2 separate regions of the Homo sapiens genome follow, and region 2 is linked to region 1. Evidence: chromatin contacts called from ENCODE Hi-C or POLR2A ChIA-PET data. All regions are on one chromosome and are shown on one strand. Each heading gives the region's core, a stretch centred on a gene start or an enhancer-like site at or near the end of the contact. The rest is flanking DNA. Distances are from core to core; before and after follow the strand shown.

Region 1 (3,117 bases), core at 309-2,808:
TCCTTTTCCCTGGGGCAGTTTAACTTGTTCCTTGGAACAAGTCCTTCCGCTATAGAGGCAGTAGGCTGAAGCTAAAGAGACTTAGCTGGAAGTCGGAGAACTGGAGTCTAGTTCTAGCTCTGTCACTAATTTGGTGTGTGGCCTTGGGCAAGTCCCTTTTCTCTGGGTTTCAGTTTTCCAATCTGTGAAATGAAGATAAATATCCTTGACTCACAGAGCTGTTAAGAGTATCAAAAGAGAGACTGTGAAAGCACTGGGTAGGTTACTAAATGTAATAGATCTGTCGTGAGTACTAAAAAAAATGAAGCTCTAACTGTAGAGCTTTGAGTAGCGGACCACGGAGAAGGTGTGGGGAGAAAAGGGAATCTGGGGACAGATTGAGAAGGGGTTTTACTCCTTGGAAGAAGAAGGAATGAGGCACTTCACGCCCCAGGAAGTTTCCTACATCTCTAGAATTAGGGTAGCGACTGCGATTTACTCAATCTAATGCTAACCGCATGTCTTGGAAGAGGGTCTCAGTTCCTCAGAGGAAAACCAACCCCATTTCTGAGGGCGTTTCTGATCTCCCAGGTTATGCCTGGAACTTGAAGCATCCGATTTTGGGAGCTTTATGTTTGCGTTGGGGGCGGGGTTCGTTGTTTTGTTTTGTTTTTGTTTTGTTTCGTTTTGTTTTGTTTTGAGATGGAGGTATCGCTCTATAGCCCAGGCTGGAGTGTAGTTGCGTGATCACGGCTCACTGCAGCTTCAATCTCCGGGCTCAAGCGATCCTTCTACCTCAGCCTCCCTAGTAGCTGGGGCCACTGGAGCGCGCCACCAAGCCCGGCTAATTTTTTTATGTTTTTGGTAGAGACAGGGTTCGCCATGTTTCTCAGGCTGGTCTCGAACTCCTGGCCTTAAGTGGTCCGCCCGCCTTGGTCTCCCAGTGTTGGGATTACAGGCGTGAGCCACCGCTCCCGGCCCTGGGGGTGGTTCTTAAGCATCCCCAAATCTGTATGGATATATATCTCAACGCCTATCCCTCCCTCTGCTCCCCCTCGCCCAGTCTGTCCCATGTGAGTGTTGTATCTTGTTCGCTGTGAAAGGTGATGAGGGTCGGTGGGGGAAATCTCAGATCCCCGAGCAGGAAGGTTCTTAGTCGTTCTGTGAGTGCCCCTCCCTTCTCCATAGATCTCTTGTCCCCTAGAACGGGTTTCCTGTTTTCCCGCCCGACTCACCCGCAGTCGCTTCCTCTCCAGTCTTGGCGTCCCACTGCCTCAGGGTTACTCAGAGCAACTCCATGGCAACTGCTTTCGTCACCACAACCCGGCAGGCGCCATAAGTACTGACGCGATGCTTACCGGGACCTTCAGTTTGTCAGGGGCGGGGCTTCAAGGCCGCGGGTGACGCTGGGATTTGTAGTTCTCTTTGCCTTCAAGTACAGGCCGGGGTCCGGAAGCGGTGATACCCCTTCTCTTTCCCAGTGGCCCTCAAACTTCCTTTTCCCGGGTCCTTAAGCGGGCCCCGCCGACAGAGGCCAATCAGAGGGCAGCGCGAGGGGGCGGGGCCATAGTTTAAACTAATTGTGCGCTCACAGCGCTGGCGCGAGCCCACGAAGAGGTACGATTCCGGAGAATCGCGAGGCAGAGCGGGAGCGCGCAGCCAGGTAACCGGCGCGGGCCCGCGTTTGGCGTGCGGCCTGGGCACCCCTGCGGGTGCTCAGGCCTAAAAGGGGTGCTGGAGAGGCCGCTGCGAGCGGAAGGCCTCCTCCATAACCGAGTCCGAAAGGGCAGAATCTATGGGGGTAAGGTTTGTGAGGAGAGGCGCCTGAGAGGGAGGAGCCGGGGGGGGGGGGGGTGCCTTAAAGGGGAGGGTCTGTTTGGGGGCGTGTCTGTGGAATTAAATCTGAAGGTGACTGGGGTCGGGGGTATAGGGCAAGTTCCCGAAAGGCTTGTAAGCGAGGGGTCGGGTCCTGGAAAGTCTTTGCCTTTTATCGTTAACAATAGCAGTAGTTATGGTAGTGCAGTAGTCAGCATTTTCTGAGCTACACCGTCCACAATGACCTGCCAAATGTTTATCTTTTTAATCTTCTAACCACCTGTTATACTTTAAAGATGGGGAGCCTGAGGTTTATAATGTTTAGCTTGGCCCGGGTTACGTAGCCAGTGCGAGGTTGGCTCTACTTTGGGTTTATGGGTTGGGCATAAATGGGGACGGGGAAGGTGCTTTGTGGGGGCGCGCGTTGTCTTGGACTGGTCAGTGTATTTTGAGCCTCACTTTTCATATATGTAAACAATGACCTTACCTGCCTTACCTACTTCCTGGGGTGGTTGTCCTGGTCAAAACAGGTTAAGTCTTTTTTTTTTTTTTTTTTAATTTTTGTTTGTTTTTGTTTTTCATCCATGGACTCTCACAGATAACATGTTTCATACACGCACCTCGGAGAGTACAAATTTATGACTATAAGTGGTGTGACTGTGTGAAGATTGTGGGTGGGCGGGAGCCCACTGGGTTGATGCTGCCGCCTCTGGGTACTCTCTTTTGCTTACCTCTGAGTTAGCACTTGTCATTTTTTTTTTTTTTTGAGACGGAGTCTCGCCCTATCGCCCAGGCCGGAGTGCAGTGGCGCGATCTCGGCTCACTGCAACCTCTGCCACCCGGGTTCAAACAGTTCCCTGCCTCAGCCTCCCGAGTAGCTGGGATTACAGGCGCCCGCTACCACACCCGGCTAACTTTTGTATTTTTAGTAGACACAGGGTTTCACCATCTTGGCCAGGCCGGTCTTGAACTCTTGACCTCGTGATCCGCCCGCCTCGGCTTCCCAAAGTGCTTGGGATTACAGGCGTGAGCCATCACGCCCGGCCTGCCATCTGGTATTTTAAAAGTCTGCGTGTTTGTCTGCCCTTCTAGATAACGAGAGACTTTTTCGTCACTGTATCCTAATGGCTAGGCAGGATTTGCGACATGTAATGGGAATAAATGTATGCTTTGGAATAATTTCTTGGGCTGAAAGGGCACAGGAATTTCGCTTTCCCGTTTTCATTTAGTGGCATTTGAACCTCAGTATTAAGCTGTCCTCTTTACTGGAATGGCACTCCCTCTTGAAAACGTGATGATATTTTCTTGCTTTAATACATAATT
Region 2 (2,780 bases), core at 86-2,585, 310 kb before region 1:
TAAGACCGTGAAGACCTAGCCTTATACCACAGCCCATGTGGTACCAGCTACTCAAATTTAAGACAGTAATAGTGAAACCCACACCTACAACATGGCAGCCAGTATGCCAGCATCAGAACAAAGGAGAAGTTGCTACTGTCCTATTGTCCTTTAATGGATCAGCTCCAGTAGCAGTGCCTACCTTCCTCTGTGCCATCAGATTTGGTTCTTATTGCTCACTCTGTGTTCTGTATATCAGCCAGGTGGGCTGACTCACCATCATCTCCCCATGTAAGTCACCTTCTCCCAAATACTGTTTTGAGTTGGGGATTTCTTTCTGCTTCAGCAGAAAATAAAAGAGGCAGAAATAATTCCATTTCCATTGTCTCCTTACTGCTGCTCCTGGATGCTGCTGCTTTTGCCTTGCCTTGACTTCTGGTACCAGTGTAATCCTTGGTTTCTGGCTACTCACTTGGTTTATAATCTGTTCTACCTCACCCTCTAGTTCTTGACCTCTGACCTCATGTACACCTTTGCTGCCTGGTGTGTGGCCCTTAATTTTATTTTGATTGTGAACTTCTTGGCACTCCCTGGTGTTGGCCTACTGCTGAGCCCGTTTTCACCATCCTTGCCTTAGATTTCTCTAACCTGGCTAGCCTTCTACCGTGTTTCTGCCCTGCTATATGCTATATGCTATAGTTTCAGTGAGGTTCTTTTGGTGATCAAAGCTAGTGGTGAATCATACTCTTGTAGCCCTCTAGCCCGATCTGGGCTGGCTTCTCCAAGAAGGGCCTGACCCGTTTGGAGCTCTTGGTTAGATACTTTATAAGTACATGAAGGCTGTTGAACAAAAAACCTACTGGCCATATGTCAAGGTGTTTGACGCCACTGTTGGTTACTGAGCAGCCATGGTTTCTTTAGCCCTGTCTATACCCCACAGTGGTGCTGCTGCCTTTTGAGTATTATTAAAAGTGAAGGGAGGGCCGGGTATGGTGGTTCACACCTGTAATCCTAGCACTTTGGGAGGCTGAAGCGGGCGGATCACGAGGTCAGGAGATCGAGACCATCCTGGCTAACACGGTGAAACCCCGGCTGTACTAAAAATGCAAAAAAATTAGCCGGGCATGGTGGCAGGTGCCTGTAGTCCCAGCTACTCAGGAGGCTGAGGCAGGAGAATGGTGTGAACCCGGGAGGCGGAGCTGGCAGTGAGCCGAGATTGCGCCAGTGCACTCCAGCCTGGGCGACAAAGCGAGATTCTGTCTCAAAAAAAAAAAAAAAAAAGGGGAAGGGAATCTTCTCTGAGGTTTCAGGATGAGTCACTGTCTTGGATGCTTACCCTCTTTGGCCTCCAAGTTTGTGAAGTGAATTGCTTATTCCCTTTGATTGGGTTAGCAGCCCCAGGGTCGATCCTAGTCACTCTCTTCTCCCCACCCTGCTAGACCACTGTCTGCCCTCTGGGACCAAGGGCAACATACGTGGTTGCTTGGACACGTCCTACAGCCTGCAAATTGGACAGATGAAATCAATACTCATGAACCTGGAGAGGCCCAGGTAGCACAGTTAGTGACGCTAGCTGCCTGGAGGGACAGCCTGCCATGGGAGGGGGTGTGATTGAATGGTGATTGGACACAGCAGCTGAGGATTAACCAAATTACGTCCCTTTGAGTTTAGATCGACACTTGGATTTTAACACACATCAACTTGTGCAGAATATAGAAGAGCTGCCTTCTTAACGCAGGACTATTCCAGCATGAGTGCTAGGGTGGTCAGGTATAGATCTGGTGCCCATCACAGCCCAGATTCATGTGATTATTGCTGAGATTATACAAACAGAGGGTAAAGAGCTTAGATTTGTGGAGCTTTTTTTTTTTTAATGTGTCAGGCACTATGGAGTTTTACGTACTTATAACCTGCACGGCAGCCATCATTATCTCCATTATTCTGGTAAGGAAATGAAGGCCCAGAGGTGTAGTCACTGGTCCAAGAACACACAATCAGTAAATGATAGAGCTTTGATTTGAACACAGGTCTCTCTGTGCTTGTTATAAAATGCCATGCTGTCTTCCCAATTTAGATGTCTTAATTGGTATGTCTCCTGACTTTCCTTAGTCCAGCCACAGGGTCAGGTACATAGTAATAATAACTAACATTCATTGAGCAGTTGTTATGTGTCAAGACACTGTTCTAAGCTACTTTATGTGTATTAACACAACCAGATGAGCTACTCTTATTATCCTAATAATTATTATGAGGCCACAAAATGGTGGTTTTCTAATTTCATCCTTCCTTCTACAATTATTAGTTTTCATTCTATAGTAAGACAGAACTTTCCCTTCTCTCCATTTACTTATTAATTTTCAGTGTGGACTTCAATGGAGAATCTTATTTTACTCAGTGGGTTATAATTATATATAATTAATGGGTTATAATACATTACTGTCATTATTCATTCTGATGCTCTGATCATCCCAGATTTTACAGCCAGTTTTCTTAATTTCTGTGCCATACTACTTCTCTATCAGACATTGTTTTGCAGTGCTTTCAGTTAGTTTGCCTATCTGTATCTGCCTTTTTGTACCCTCTTAGCTTTAAACGTTCTGGGAAATAGGAAGACTGACTAATGCCAATCTTAATCCAAATTGTGTATAAACTGAGAGTAAATAGTCTCCAAATGAGAACCCAACAGACTTCTATGAATTAAACATATGAGTTTTAGACATAGATTTTAGCTGCTTAGAGACCCTTCTCATTTCTCTTTGAAATCTTAATTCATATTCTGGATAAATTACCTTTGAAGGTAA

What was found. Hi-C counts contacts between places; a loop is a spot of excess contacts on that map. ChIA-PET counts read pairs that join two places held with the same protein, here RNA polymerase II (POLR2A). Pooled maps may share reads with other maps.
Region 2: a pooled map shows a loop between it and region 1 (2.6-fold over the local background). The contact joins the enhancer-like site here to the promoter of NUMA1 in region 1. A Hi-C loop is called at or near these places in 1 of 37 single-sample maps with no recorded cell type and 2 of 50 pooled maps. POLR2A ChIA-PET finds 5 or more read pairs at or near these places in 1 of 52 experiments (WTC11).

What each region holds. Positions count from the first base shown.
Region 1 is chr11:72,078,983-72,082,099 of GRCh38, reverse strand. It overlaps NUMA1 (nuclear mitotic apparatus protein 1), which reads left to right and starts at 1,558. Exons shown (of 27, transcript NM_006185.4): 1 at 1,558-1,642. LRTOMT (leucine rich transmembrane and O-methyltransferase domain containing) reads right to left here and starts at 1,250. Exons shown (of 9, transcript NM_001145310.4): 1 at 1,215-1,250. It overlaps LRRC51 (leucine rich repeat containing 51), which reads right to left and starts at 1,250. Exons shown (of 6, transcript NM_145309.6): 1 at 1,215-1,250. RefSeq lists enhancers at 237-1,191, 1,203-1,472, 1,192-2,147.
Region 2 is chr11:72,386,731-72,389,510 of GRCh38, reverse strand. The region is part of intron 3 of CLPB (ClpB family mitochondrial disaggregase); the gene reads left to right. Among named protein-coding and RNA genes, the nearest start is that of CLPB, 46 kb to the left of the region's middle. Within about 2 kb of position 1,335, at least 3 of the 41 ENCODE cell types and tissues checked have a DNase peak (open chromatin) inside an H3K27ac peak, as active enhancers do.